Regions from separate parts of the Homo sapiens genome. Here region 2 is linked to region 1. Evidence: chromatin contacts called from ENCODE Hi-C or POLR2A ChIA-PET data. All regions are on one chromosome and are shown on one strand. The core of a region is the stretch at or near the end of the contact, and the rest is flanking DNA. Distances in the headings are between cores, read along the strand shown. Region 1 holds the start of NFIA (nuclear factor I A). Region 2 has its middle 100 kb from the start of NFIA-AS2.

Region 1 (7,129 bases), core at 1,203-3,702:
CCCTTGCCTAGAGGGCGCAAACAATCGTCCCATATCCAAAAGTCTTACGAAGGGCGCCAAAAGTTACTTAAGATAATATTGCTAACCGCAGAAAGCTGGAAATCGCGGGGCACATCCACTGCTGCAACAAAAGAAGTTTTTAAAGTAGAAATATCAGCATTAAATTACTTCCCCCATTAAAAAAAAAAAACAGGGCGACATGCCAGTCCTTTTTAAAAAAAATCTTTTTTTTCCTTGAGACTCAAAAGTAAGAATCTTTGCCGTTTTGAAAATAGGCAGATGTGAAGTGTATCTTTTAATACACCAAAAGAAAGATTTTAATCTGCTCTGGAAGAGAGCTTCCCGAGTACACACTCTGAACAATAACTTTTCACTGTGCCTCAGTTACATGTTGGGACCGTCAGCCAGAAACTTCTATCGAGGAAACTTGGAGCGCATTGAAGTTATAGATCCCAGCAAAGGTTCTCGTGGCCAGGGATGTTGTCTCTGTAACACAGCTTGGCTTTTAGGACATTCCTCCCCTACTAAAATCTGAGAGGAACCAAGGAAAAGCAGTGGGTTAAGTTTGGGAAAATGGACTCTCTCATTAAAGGCTGAAATCATTATTTCTCCTCACTCCTTAGTAAATAATCTTGAGAGATTTCCAAGGATGTTCAGGAGGGAGGGTGGGAGAGAGAATGGTTCTTGAGCATTCGGGAATTATTTTGGCAATAAAGTAACTAAAGTACAAGCATAAAATAACTTTAGACAGATGCAGAATTATTTCAGAGGTTCTCTTTTGCTCTTTCTCCAGTACAGTATTTCCTGCCCCTTGCTTTGAAAAGAAGTCTGAATGAGAGTGGCCTTAACACATCACTCACCCTCACTTGTTAACACATCACTTACCCTCACTTTCCTACAGGAATGTCCCCTCTTTAGAGACTCTCTGGTTATGTCACCTCCACCGAAGGGCAGATTCCCCTGTGTGCCAGTGTCTTTCAACATGATACCTACCTCTTTCCTTTTGGAATTTTGAGAAGGGTTGTCAAATGCAGCATTTTGCAAACCATCATGAGGAAGAGAAGTAAAATAAGGGATGGGGGCTTAGAAGAGGCAGGTAGGCTTTCCCCCCTCCGAGAGAGGAGAGCCTAGAGAGAAAATATGAGGTTAAAAAAAAAAAACTGGAAAAGCAGGCTTACTGGCAACTTGCCAAACCCTAAAAACCACCCCCCTCTTTTCTGCCAAAACAATACTTTAGCAAACCTAAAATAATTGCAGGAAGCTCTTTTCCATTTTAAGAACTATTACCTGGGGGAGGGAAAAAAGGGATTCTTAAAAGGCACCCTTCCAGAGGTGTCCCAGAAACTGGGACGGTAATGATAGCCTATGTCCAGTTCTGGGCACGCGTTTGTGGATCAGAATATCTCCCTTCCCTAAGGGGACATCCCTTTCACATATTTTTTTCCTCCTAAAAAGTAAAAGATGTCACAGCTAAACCACTGTTGTTTCTGAACGTGATAGAACTTTTTCTATGGCGTCTGTGTTCAAACCCACTAGTTTCACAGTCCTGGGAGGGATAACGCTCATTAATCTCCGCCTTCTTTTCTCCAGACCCCCGCCCCCCAAATCCGGTGAATCTTCTGTGGGCACTGATTCCTCACCACCCCCGCTTCTGAATGCCACAGGACCGAAGCTGCACAAAGTTTGCAGGATTGTGTGCATAATTACCTCTGCCGACGAATCTATTCCCACAGAAAGCTTCGCTGGAGAGATTACAATGCTTTGAGCCTTACCGCATTTCAGTGGGGGAAAAAAAGTTACCTAGGAGGTCTGATTTTTCAAAGAAATTTGCATACATGCAAATGTGCCGCCCGGCCTCCTCCTCGGTTCTCTACGTGCCCACGCGGTGGCCCGGGGGGTGCGGGGCAACCTGGCAAAGTTGCCCAAGTCCTCCACCGAGGTCCGCGGAGGTCTGCAGCGGGGGTGGGGGGATGGGGACGAGGAAAAGTAGTTTTGTTTGCTTAAGCACATCCTGTGGCAGCCTATAGCTGCCCGGGAGTACAGACTGTAACTGCTCCTCACTGCGTTACCCAGTAATGCGCTGATCGGGGGAGGGGGCGGGGGGGCCGGGGAGCGAGCGGGAGAGCGAGCAAGCGAGCGAGCAAGGAGCGAGCCACGGAGAGAGCCGGGGAGCGAGCGAGCCAGCCTGCGAGCGCGAGCGGCCGCGGAGGCTCGGGACCCGGCTGGCCGCGCGGCGCCGCAGCCGCCCCCTCCCCCACACCCCCTCCCCCCCGCGGCGGCGGCGCGAGCGGGCGGCGGCTGTGCGGTGCGGTGCAGAGCGGAGGCGGAGGCGGGCGCGCGGGCAGCTCGCGGGCACCCGGCCGGGCCGGCGCGGGAGCGGGAAAGGGTGCGCTATGCCTTTAACACCCGCGTACAGTAGGCATGTATAGTGGAGTGTAGGGAAACTCTAGGCGGGGTTAAAGTTCAGCTCATGGAGCGGCAATAGCGCTGGCTGGCTGGCTGCAGTTGAGCCGACTTGGAAATGTGAACGCAAGAAGCAGGCTTGATTTTTTTTTCTCCCCCCTTCTCTCTCTCTCTCTCTCTCTCTCTTCCTCTCTCCCTCTTTCTCCTCTCTCACCCACACTCACGCACACCTCCAAACCGCACACCCAGACGCACACGCATACCCCAGCGCCCGGCAGTTATGTATTCTCCGCTCTGTCTCACCCAGGTAAGCCGCGGCGTGGATGCGGAGGGCTTGGGGGCCGGGGCGCCGGGGGCAGGGCTGGGGCTGGGTGGGGGGCACCGGGGCCGTCGCTCCGGCCGGGCCCAGGGCGTGCGTCTCGGTGTGTGTCTGTGTCTGCGCGTGTTTCTGTGTGTGTGCGCGCGTGTGCCCGCGGGTGGGGGGGGGGATCCCGCTTAAAGAAAGTAACTTTGTTTCCATGCGGGTGCATTCCTCTTGCACGGCCATTTGTGTGGGCACATGGCTAATGGCGCCCTCTTATTAATGCGTTAATTAATATCGGGGCGACGGACTGCGGAACAGCAGTGTTTTCGGACACCCCGCACGTGTTTCGGCGGGGTTGCAGTCCATGACACGCAGAAATCTGGCTCAGCGTTTCTGCTGCCGGGAGCAGGGATTCCGTAGTGCCGCAGCGCCCGGGGAGGGGGCCGCCGACGGAGCCCACCGCTCACCCCGCACGCTCGGGCCGGCTGCAGTCCTCGGGTGCGGGGAGACCTCGGGTGCCTGCGCCCAACGGCCCGCTCCCCGCAGCCTGCGCTGCCGCAGCCCCCCGCCGTCTTCCCGAACTCTTACTTTTGTTTATTGTTTGTCAGCCTTCGGGGTCCGGCCGCGGAAAGGACGCGGGCTCCCGTCCCGGCCCCGGCCCGGACAGCGCCCCTCGGACGCGGGCAGGCTGCGGCTAGCCCTCGGCTGAGCGGGGCTACGTGGACGCGCGTTCCCCCGCGCCGGCCGGGTGGAGCCTGCGTCCTCGCCGCGCGCCGGTGGCCCGTTGGCTCTCCCGGAGTGAAAGTTTCGGGGCCGAGACGAGCCCACGTTGTGCAGGGCGCCGAACGCCGGAGGCCGCGGGCCGCGGGCCGGGTAGCGCCGGGCAGAGTTGGGCTCCTAGCCGGGAGCCGGAGCGGCGGCCCGGGCCGGACACGGCTCCCCCCGCCGCCGCCGCCGCCACCACCACCACCGCCACCGCGCGACTCCGGCCGCTCCGCGCGCAGGACGGGGGCAACTTTTCCCCTCCGACTCAACTCAGAGCATGGGGCTCTTGCGCCCCACCGCCTCTCCTTTCCGTGCCCCCCTGTCCATTCCTCCCTTGTCTACCCACCCCCAGGCAAAATATTGCTACTTCGAGACTTCAAATCCGGTCCCCTTTGAATATGTTATTTGTTTTCCTTGACTAAAAGGCTTGAAGTCAAAGTGGTTTTGCGCTATTTTTTTTTTAAGCGTGAGATTTCATACTGCTTTGGTACATTAGGATCTGACCATTAATCACCTACATGAAGTTATATGCTTCACATAAAATGTTTATTCACCTCTCCCTTAAAAAACCTACCACTTCTTGCCTTCATTTAGTAGGAGATAACGGTTTAACCGGAATAGTTTCTGGAAGGCTAAAAAGTATCAGTAGTTTTCGCTCTCCTCTCTAGATTCTGGATTTATTTCCCACATGACATCCCTTCTTATTGCAATATCTAACAGTAATAATACCGGGTATTTGATCTCAGAAGACTCTTAAACGCATCTTTTATGTTGAAATGGTCTGTTTGGGATTTAGGCCTAGCATTAATAATGGATAGCAGTTACTTTTAGTTACTGTAAAAGTTTTTTTTTTTTTTCCTAACAAACTTCCAAAGTTCCTATTTTAGTAACTTGTGGAAGTATGGAATGAAACTTTTCCAACCACTTCTGGCAAGGTTCACAATTGCATATGGATAAGATGCAAAGTGTAAGATAATTTGAATGAATTACGGACTATAGTGAAAATGCTGAGATTCGAAGGCTGAAGTTCTAGCTGGCAGAAGTTTGCAACACACAGAACTTGTAGATAATATCAGCGAGCTGCAATAAAGGGAAAGGACCCTAACAGATACATTAGTGTCTTCTCAATTGAGCTCTGAAAAGATAAATTTATATTTGGGAATGGTGCATATATGAGGGCACCTGTATATCCATGCAGGCCTAGGGCACAGTCAGGTATTTAACAAAGTTGGCCTCTGTTGGTTCATGAGGTATTATGACATTAAGAGAGTTTTTTTTTTTCTTTTTTTTTCGGCTTACATATTCAGCAGCGTTGATTGATGCATTCACTAGGCCTTCTTCTGGAAACACCACTAAGAGAAATGCTTATTTAGTGTAACAGTTTGTAAAGAAAATGTACAATAAATAGTGAATGAGGGCTCATATTTTATGGGTTCTGCTTTTAAAAATTTATTTACAATTTATTTAACTTGCTGGGATATTTATAATGTTTTAGAGCCAGTTTTAGGAAGAAGAACTTCGGTAGTTTATTGCTCATTAAAAAAAATCAGTAAGCACAGTGATTTCTATCACTATACTCTAAATGAAACTCCATTTAACTTGTAGGCAATTTAAAAAAAAACTTTACCAAGAAAAACCTAGACATCTTATTTTAATCAAATATGGGCATATAATCAAATCAGGTACTGTCCATATAATGATAACCCAGCAGAAATTTGTAGGTGAACTTTTAAAAAAAGTAGTTTCCAGAAATATCAGCATTCAGTGGTTCTTAAACTTGGCTCACTTTCAAACAGATCAATGTTTAAGATGCTGATTCAAAGTAATACCACTTTTGAAACAGGTTTTCAGGTTTGTTTTTATTGGTGGCCTATAACTTTCTCACTGAGTACATATGTAAAACGTTCTTTTTTTCCTCTTGAATGTTATGAAATAGTACCTAGCTTATAGCGATATGTTCAGCAACATGAATTATAAGGGCACACTACTTTTTTTTTTTAACTAATCATTTATGCTATTCCTGGACATTTCTTGCAAGCTAATGATACTCTTTAGTTTTGATATTCTGGAATATTTTAAATCATGACTTGAGAAAGATACATTAGAAAAAATCAATACTTTAATTGTGCATATGAGTAAAGTTATACAAAATATTGTGGACTTTTACTGGCAGGTTCTTAACCTTTGGGGAGTAATACATTGTAAATACTTTTGATGCAAAATTGGGGACTTAAGTTATTCTTAATGACTAATTGACATAGTTGTTCTTGTTTAAGGATTTTTATGATGAGATATATGGGCATTTGGTTGGCAGGTAAACAGAATCCTGTTGGACACGAATGCATGCATGCAGTTTGCAGTTTTTTGAAAAGCATATTGGGAGTATCTACAGACACTTAAAATGCCATATTAGAATGTTTATTTTAAATGCTTATTATCATTAATCAAACTTTTAAATAAGATAACATTTTAACATAGATATGAATCGTTTGGAGCTAAGTTATACTTTGCATTATAAAATGGGGATGAAACTTTAAAATGAAGTCCTCCTTTTGGTGAAAGCTCACTTGGTAGTTTAAGGTAGACTCCAGGAGTTTTTTGCATAATACAACAGAGTCTTGGTCCCTAGCATGTCTTGTATATATAAGAAAATCAGTCAATGTGAAGTTCTGTTTCAAACCTAAAATTTATGTATTTTAGATCATTTCAAGGATGAGCTCAGAATTTAGTAACGTTTAGATGCTTTGTGGTTTGGCGTATACCTTTGCAGATAAACTGTGACTTGCCCCCCATGCCTGTCACCTAAAGTATGAGAATAAGAAATATTCTCAAACATCAGAAATTTTAAAAATGTTAATGGTTTATGGCAAGAATAACAATTCCTGTATTTTTTTCTATTCTCTCTCTACTTAAAGAATGCACACGTGTTACAAAAGCTGACTACTTCTCTTTTGGATTCTTTTATTGAAAAAGAGCAGTTTTGAAAGCTAAACTTGAAACATAGAACCTGAAATTTGTGCAGAGAGGAAAAAAGTCAGTTATTGAAGTAATTTATTATGTATTAATATATACTTACTTTTAAAAGCTCAGTCATATAGAGTGTTTAAATGATTGATTATAATTTGCTAAATTTTTAAACAACACGACTATTAAATATTTTACCTTATCAGTTCACATTTGAACATTTAAAAATTTAGTAATTGTGTTAATAATAATATTCTGGACATTACTGCTACCTGTGCCTTGAAAGTATATATTTAGTTAGATATAACAAACTGAAAAAGAATGCATTTTATAATATTTGTCTGTCCTACACCATTTAGCAAAAAAGCCATCGAATCTTTCTTTGGTTTCTAATCCTCATTTATTTGAAGGTAATCTATGTTTTGGAGAGGGGGTTATGTGGCAGAGAGAAGTTATGTAACAGTGTGGATTAGTTAATCAAAAGTTAGACGTACTCCGAAAGCTTTGTGGAGGTTACTGCTTAATTTTTTAAAAAATATATTTATATTTCCTAAGAAAATGTCATGTATAAGGATCAAACATTTTAAGCAAAACAGAAAGAAACATTTAAATATTTGAAACTCAATTTTTTTTTCAATTTTAAGAGGCATCTATGAGGGTTTTCCCGGCATCTTGTAAATATTGAAAATACCA
Region 2 (7,129 bases), core at 3,304-5,803, 220 kb before region 1:
CAATATTTAACATGTTTTATTTAATCTTTTTTAAAGGCTATTAACAAAGGGCCACACTGTGAAAAGATTGATTGCTGCATGGGAAGGACAGCTTCCACCAGCCTCTTAGAGAACAATGATAAAGTTAAATGCACCTAATTGTTCTGGATTTAAAATACTATTATCCAATAATATTTATCATTTTTTTGTTCAAACTATGTGCCCTCTCCTGCAAAATCTTCCCGGCTATTCTATCATTCACAGAGTGAAATCTGGACTCCAGTTTACCTTGTGCTCCATTCATTCATAAATAATGGGCATGCATAGGGTGTTCTGAGTCTCAAAAATGCAGCGACTCAGACAAGAAACAGCTCCAACTTCAGAGGTTGCTGCAGGATAAACTCAGAAACTGTAAAGCTGTGGACCCACAAGTCCAAGATGTCCATGTGCCTGTATACCCTGGGAGAAAGCAGAGGAGACCCTAAAACAGGGAAATTTTGTTTTGTCTGCTTGTCAGAGGCAAGTAGGAATGGATGAAGTAGAATCAGAGGTTGGTTGATTCAAAGACAGAATGCTACTTCATTTCTTTTCTTCTTCTTTTTTTTTTTCCTCCTTTTTTTGTTTGGTTGATGATATTTTACATTTTATGTAGAATTTCCAACTTTTTTCCTTATCTTTCTCTAAATGATAAACTTAAGAAAGACTAAGTAATTTTAATGATGCTGCAGTTACATATGGCAATAAATGTTTTCATTGGCAAGCTCAGGGCAAGTTTCTGGTAGTATGTCCATTGTATTCATTGGACACAAGCTAACAACATTTCCTGTGCTACTGCAGACTCTTCTTCTGAAAAGACAGGTGACACCAAGGTAATAAAGTATACAAAGATACTTCCTAAGAGTGATGACAATATTTACATTTGATAATAATTCTGGCTATCGCCTCTCACCCCAATTTTATTAGAAGAAATCCCATTACAATAAGGAATGAAAAAGAAAAAAAATGCCATATTTGTTGTATTTGTAGTTCATTCCTAGAAGCAGTCTGTGCATCATGCTTTAAGTTAGAAATATTTTTGGTGCAACACGATAAAATTTGCTTTAATACAGTTATTTTTGTCAAAACAGCATGCTAAATGGTTAAAATAATACCTACTAAGGAAGAGATCAGAAATAGGAAAGAAAAATGCACCAAATTTACCTCTTTGGAACTTAAAATATGCTCTGAATGAGTTTATCTAAATATTATTCAGTCCAAAATATGACCAGAACCAAAAATCCACTGGATAATTAGGCAGTAAATGCACAACTTTTTAAATAATCACAGTTCAACAGCCCTGAGAAATAGTGATGGACAATTCTCCCATATTCTGGAGTACATATATTGAAGGCCCATAGCGGAGAAAACTGTAGGTTCTTGGAGATCAAAGGATCGCTTATATTCAGAAAAAATTAGGATGTGTTTGGTGCACATCCACGAAAATTAGGACGTGTTTGGTACCCTGATAAAGGTATTTCTACAGTTCCTAGTGTCACACAATTTGAAAGAATATAACGAATACAAGTCATTCTCTCTGCTTCTTTCTCCCTCTTAGTCCTAAGTAACATTACTTGAAATGCAGCAACTGTCTGGACTTTTTCTCACTTTAAAAAAAATTATTTTTACAACCATTCTTATTGGTAGGTCCATATTGTGGTTTACTTTTCCATACTAAAGAGAGGATGTGTGGTTAAAAACCCCTGTGAAGAAGATGGCTAGGTTATAGTAAGGAAATCAGAAGTGACTTTCTCTGATTAAGGAAGAGCTCATGTCAAGTTTAGCCTGAATTGTGCTAAACCGAATTGATAATGACTGATTGCTTTGTTTACAAAGAATGGAAAAGTCCAAAATTAATGTATTTAAAAAGACACCAAAAAACATCGGTGGTGCCTAGCCCAGCATAGGTTAGAACTTGTAAAATATCAGTAATGTATTTATTTACTCACATAAATCATACATCTAAACACAATGCCAGCCAAACCAAAAATCAAGAGACTTGAATGCTGCCATCTCTTGTTTATCTTCCTTCATGACTAAATTAACTAATGAGTTAATTTTCAAAAAATAAAGTAAGGAAAGAGAAATATTTTTTCCTGGAAATTTTTTTTTTAACTCCTTGGAAAACCTGTTCAGTTGTTCCCAGATTTAGTTTGAGACTTTTCCAACAGAGATGTGTAAGACAGCAAAACTGAACTAAACATTTTTGTAAATGCACGGCTCACGTTCTTGAGAAAAGTGGCTGTGAAAAACAGATACTGAATCAGACTTAAAGTCAAAGAAGGGGGGGTGAATAGGGGGGAAAAAGCCCAAAACATTGCATGATAGTCTCTAAGCAGTTCCATCTGTCAAGCAGAAATTTTAGGCTAATAGCCTGTGGCGATCTCCCTCCGCAGTCCACTACCTGCCTTTGTCCTATTAAATCTCTTTATTCTCCTTAAAAAAAAAAAAAAAAAAAAGAGGGGGGGATTGGTTATTGGAAGGAAAGGAAAAACCCCGCAGACCAAAATCATCTGAGTGATGAAGCCCTAATTTTAACTACCTCCCTTTGATGTGTAGCAGTGGGCTCTTGTTTTTTTAAAAAGGAGAGAGGAGAAGACAGTGCTAGGAGCAGAAGACTTTTCATCTCCACTTCACCTTGCCACTGGGTCTGTGAGAGATTGGTTCATTGTCAAGGAGATTTTTTTTTTTACCCATGATTCCATATGGTATGGACCGGACTACATGTTGCCCCACATGCCACTGCAAATGTTTTCTCAATTAGGTGTCTTATCTCCCGTGAGTTAGCATCAGATGAAGCTTGCTGACAGCGTAATGGCAGGGAAAGCTTCCGACGGCTCCATCAAATGGCAGCTCTGCTACGACATCTCGGCCAGAACTTGGTGGATGGTGAGTTGGCAGCCGGGGCTGCTTTTTTTTTTTTTTTTTTTTTCCTTTTCTACTTTCCCTCCCTCTTTGACAAAATGTCCCAGACCTCACATTCATCAAACTCACATTTGATTTTTTTCACACTATTCAGTGAGGCAGCCTCACACTGCTGCCTCTTGCCATCCTCTCTCTGCCACTCTGCGACTTGAGTTCCCAGGAATGCTTGCCCTCATTTTCCATGGGACAGTATTTGGGGTTTTCTATTTTTTTTTAATTCTTTTTTAAAGAGTATCAGTTGTAAGGTGGAGGTGGATATTTTAGCCAAGTCAGTATTGGGGGAAAAAGTGAAACATTCGTCCCAGCCCTCAGGTTTTGCCCCCTCTCTCCAGTTTCACATCCCCCTTACTTTTGTTTTCAGGGACTATGGGGTGTATGGTTTTCTCTGGCTGTGGCATTTTCTGAGGACGCGTGTTGGGCACTAGGGAGAAGCAACCTCTGAGTGAATTCTAGTCCTGGCCAATTAACTGGATTGCCTAAAGTCACCTGTGAGAGAACTCTGGGTCCCCACTCCCTATTTTCCATCAGGGTCCCACAGCTCTCATCTAACTTTTCTCCGTTTATGTCAGAGCAGGTTTTCTGTCTCTTAGGCACTCTAGCTCTGAGTGGAAAAGACCCACACACTCTATCTTTTAGTTACTCTGGATATAAATAAAGTTTGAATAAAGTTCTGCCATGCAGCAGCAGAATGAGTTAACTCACATGTCATGGTCAACCAGGACAGACAACCTTTGACATTTTGGATCTATAAGAGGTAGAGTGAGTTGTGAGGATGCACAATAGCTCATTGTCACAGGAGATGCAAGTCCCGTGAGGAAGAGAGTCCTCAAATCATTACTGCCCTCGTTAGGGTGGTGTCCGTTAAGGATTAATTTGTTAGCAGTGCATTTCTAGTTTTCCGTAATTATTATTCTTGCGGCAAGCGTGAATTCTTCCAGGGAGTGAAAAAAAAGTTTGCTGCCAGGACAATGAATGTATTATCCGTTCCTAACTGGACCGTGAACTTCAGCTCATTTCACATAGATATCAGTTTAAGAAAAAAACAGAGAGAGAGAGAGAGAGAGAGAGATGTTGAAGGGGGAGACTGGCGAATGGAATTACAAAACAGGGCATGGTCGGTTTCACTGTATGATCTGCAGAAAGAGTTCTCTTTTCCCCTTCCTGGACCAATGGTGGTATCATTTTGGCAAGTTTTAGGAATTCGGAGGACTGAGAGACTGTTAAAAGTGAGCTACCGCAGGATTCTATCCGGCTGCTTCTTGGGATGCAGTATGTCCATCCTAAGGACTGTTGAGTTAAAGTGGTTGTGGGTATGTGTGTACATGTGTGTTTTAACTTGTAATTTCTTAACTAGACATTAGAAACTTTACCAGTAATTTCAGGACAATGTTGCATGCAGCTTTTGGCTAATTAGACTAACAGTAGACTATCCACTTTGACCCTGAACTTTTGTTCAGGGCACTTATTTTCCCATTAGAGTTCTTGCCAGCAAGAACAAGGTTTACTTGTGTATGCTATGATGTTACCTATTGCTTCACTTTATACAGCTTGTTAAACATTAGAAATGAATATACTGATTGGTTTAGCAATGATTTTCTAAGTTGTAAGCTTTTTTTGAAAAAACTGCACGCTGATGTCATATTCTGGGTGAAACATTTTACTTCCTTGTATTTCAACAGCTCATAGATTTTATAGACTGTTACTTTTTATGGCAAATTGTGTCATCTCTCTCTTTTTTTTTTCTTGCAAAGATCACCAAATGCTTCTCTTTTTTTAACTTGGAAAACTGTAATTTCTTTTTTGTAAAGTTTACTTGGAAGTTGCTTTTCATTTAAAATTATTTTACAGATGTTTTACCGCCGGGAATATAACATATAAAAGTGGTGGAAACATTTAGCAATGCAGTTGCCTAAAAATAAACAATGTTGAAAGCTCACATGCTGCTGTTTAGGCTGCACACTACAGGGAAGTTTCTCTCAACTTCAGTGCTTCTAGATCTTTGCTTTGAAAAGGAGTGAGAAATCAGAGCGCTCTCTAAAGAAGTTATACAAGTTATCATAGGGAATAAATCAATTTGTTTCTTTCCCTCAAAGGTGACCACATACCATGGCATTTCAGATCTGTCAGTTACCAATAATTCTAATGTAAATTTCCCATTATTGATGGGAAATTGAGGACTTTGATGAAGGAGGAGGGAACTAATTAAAATAATACAAATTTCACATTTTCTCTTAGATCTCTTTCCTTGAATAACATGCTCTCCCTCTCCCTCCATTCACCCACCTCGCTATCCCAAACAATTTCCCCAGCTGAAAGAAAAATTTAAACTTCCCTCTGGCTGATATAGTTATTTAATCAAAGGACAGTACAAGATCGGAGTTTCACACTAAAGGCAAATAAAGCTTTAAAATTACCTCATGCGTCATCTGGCTGCACAGACTCCGGGCTCATAGTGGGAACCTCCGGCTTGGTCCTCCCAGCATACAAAGGCAACTCAGTGAATGCCCCCTCCGCCCGTGGAGACGCGGCCTCAGCTGCCAGCGACGGGATATGCAATTTTGCTTTTTAATGAATCGTAAACAATTTGTATGGCAAATGAGTTTGTTTGTTTTAGTTTGGGGGCATATGTTGTACCAGGTTGTAGACAGTCATTACCTACTCCAGAATTTTAGGTGAGAATGAGTAGAGCTCTGGATCATTTTTATTTTTCTAAATAATAAAGACACACTAGGATGAAAGAAACTGGTTAATAAAAGACTGAGAATAACAACCTCTCTTCTCCTTCCCTCTCTCCCCTCTTTTCCTCTCTATCCCCACCCCCTCTCATAACTCACTCAGGCTTACAGTAGGGCTTTAGCTACACTTTTTGATAACTAACTGGAAATAATCGGTTGACTCGATTAATTTTTAATTTTTTTAGGTATAAATTTTAACTTTGTCTTTAAAAGACTACTTTTGTTTAAGAAACAGTTATTTTAAAATATGTAATATGGAGAAGGGCCATCTCTGTCCTCCATTACTTTTTTTGGTTGAAGCTAAGGTTGCCTTGAGGGACATGGATATAAGAATGATAAATACATGTTTTATATCAAAATGAAGCAAGAAAGGGGTCTTGATATTGAAAAGTCAAATAAAAAAGTTTATTCAAACCCACAGAGTTGTAAACAACTTAGAAGTTAACAAGCAACCAGGGTTCAAGCATGTACATTTTAACAGTAATTACCTTTGGCGCTGCCACTTATGAGAAACCTTTTGATATCTGAGCCACTTCTCTAATGCTTTAATCATGCAAATCAAGAAATAGATATTACATATCAACTTAATCTAGCTGTGTTGTGACATCGCTAGCAGAAACTCTCCCATAGAAAACTAAAGAAAACCCTCATGAAATTTTCCTCAGCTCCAAATGAAATGGAGGCACCCTAGAAGCATGTATTTGCTTCAAAATATAATTCTGTCCAGCAGAATTATCTCCATTCTACCCATATGGCATGAAATGAAGGCAGAATGAACATTCTCCTCTTCATAATGATAACAATGTGTTATGGAACTATTTTTATGTGAATTACAAAATGCACTTGTCTTGCTTCTGCCCTCCAATTTAAAAACTCATAGTGACTGTGAAATGAAGGCAACTAAATTATCCTACAGCCCCCTCACCCCATGCTAGGTCCTGAAGCACTTATTTTGGGAGCATTCTCTTTCAAAAATTTGACATACAGTTTTAAAATCAAGAACTGTCTGTCACTTACTCAAACTTGTACAACTCAAACTTTGCATACCAGGAAAACACTTGGGCAAAAAGAATATGCTGTGCCTTGTGGTACAAATGCCTACTTTTTAAAGTACACATGTAAAAAATAGCAAGATACTTCTATGAAATACTGCCTTACTATGTTCAACAATTCAAAAAAAAAAAAAACTCAACTCCAGCCTACTTCCCAAATGATTGGCAGCTTTAACCACTGCAGACACAAAATTAAGAACACATATTTCACGGAAATCTTTGTTGTTGTTAAGATGTGTTGGATTCACATATTACGTTGTATTTACCATTTCAATTTTCAAAATTCTCAGCTGAACAACTCTTCTTAATGATTGTTTGTTATAATTATTTGAAGATATTGCCTAATGGAGATTTGTCTATAAATTTGCACTTATGCTTTTATGATAAACTAGGAAATTGCTA

The links. Hi-C counts contacts between places; a loop is a spot of excess contacts on that map. ChIA-PET counts read pairs that join two places held with the same protein, here RNA polymerase II (POLR2A). Pooled maps may share reads with other maps.
Region 2: a loop to region 1 is called in a map of psoas muscle, with 5 times the contacts of the local background. The contact joins the enhancer-like site here to the promoter of NFIA in region 1. A Hi-C loop is called at or near these places in 1 of 168 maps with a recorded cell type or tissue (psoas muscle) and 2 of 50 pooled maps. POLR2A ChIA-PET finds 5 or more read pairs at or near these places in 1 of 52 experiments (activated T-cell).

The regions. Positions count from the first base shown.
Region 1 is chr1:61,080,109-61,087,237 of GRCh38, forward strand. NFIA (nuclear factor I A) reads left to right here and starts at 2,453. Exons shown (of 11, transcript NM_001134673.4): 1 at 2,453-2,710. The coding sequence starts at 2,684. RefSeq lists a silencer at 1,729-2,023.
Region 2 is chr1:60,862,563-60,869,691 of GRCh38, forward strand. No RefSeq gene overlaps it. Among named protein-coding and RNA genes, the nearest start is that of NFIA-AS2, 100 kb to the right of the region's middle. Within about 2 kb of position 4,554, at least 2 of the 41 ENCODE cell types and tissues checked have a DNase peak (open chromatin) inside an H3K27ac peak, as active enhancers do.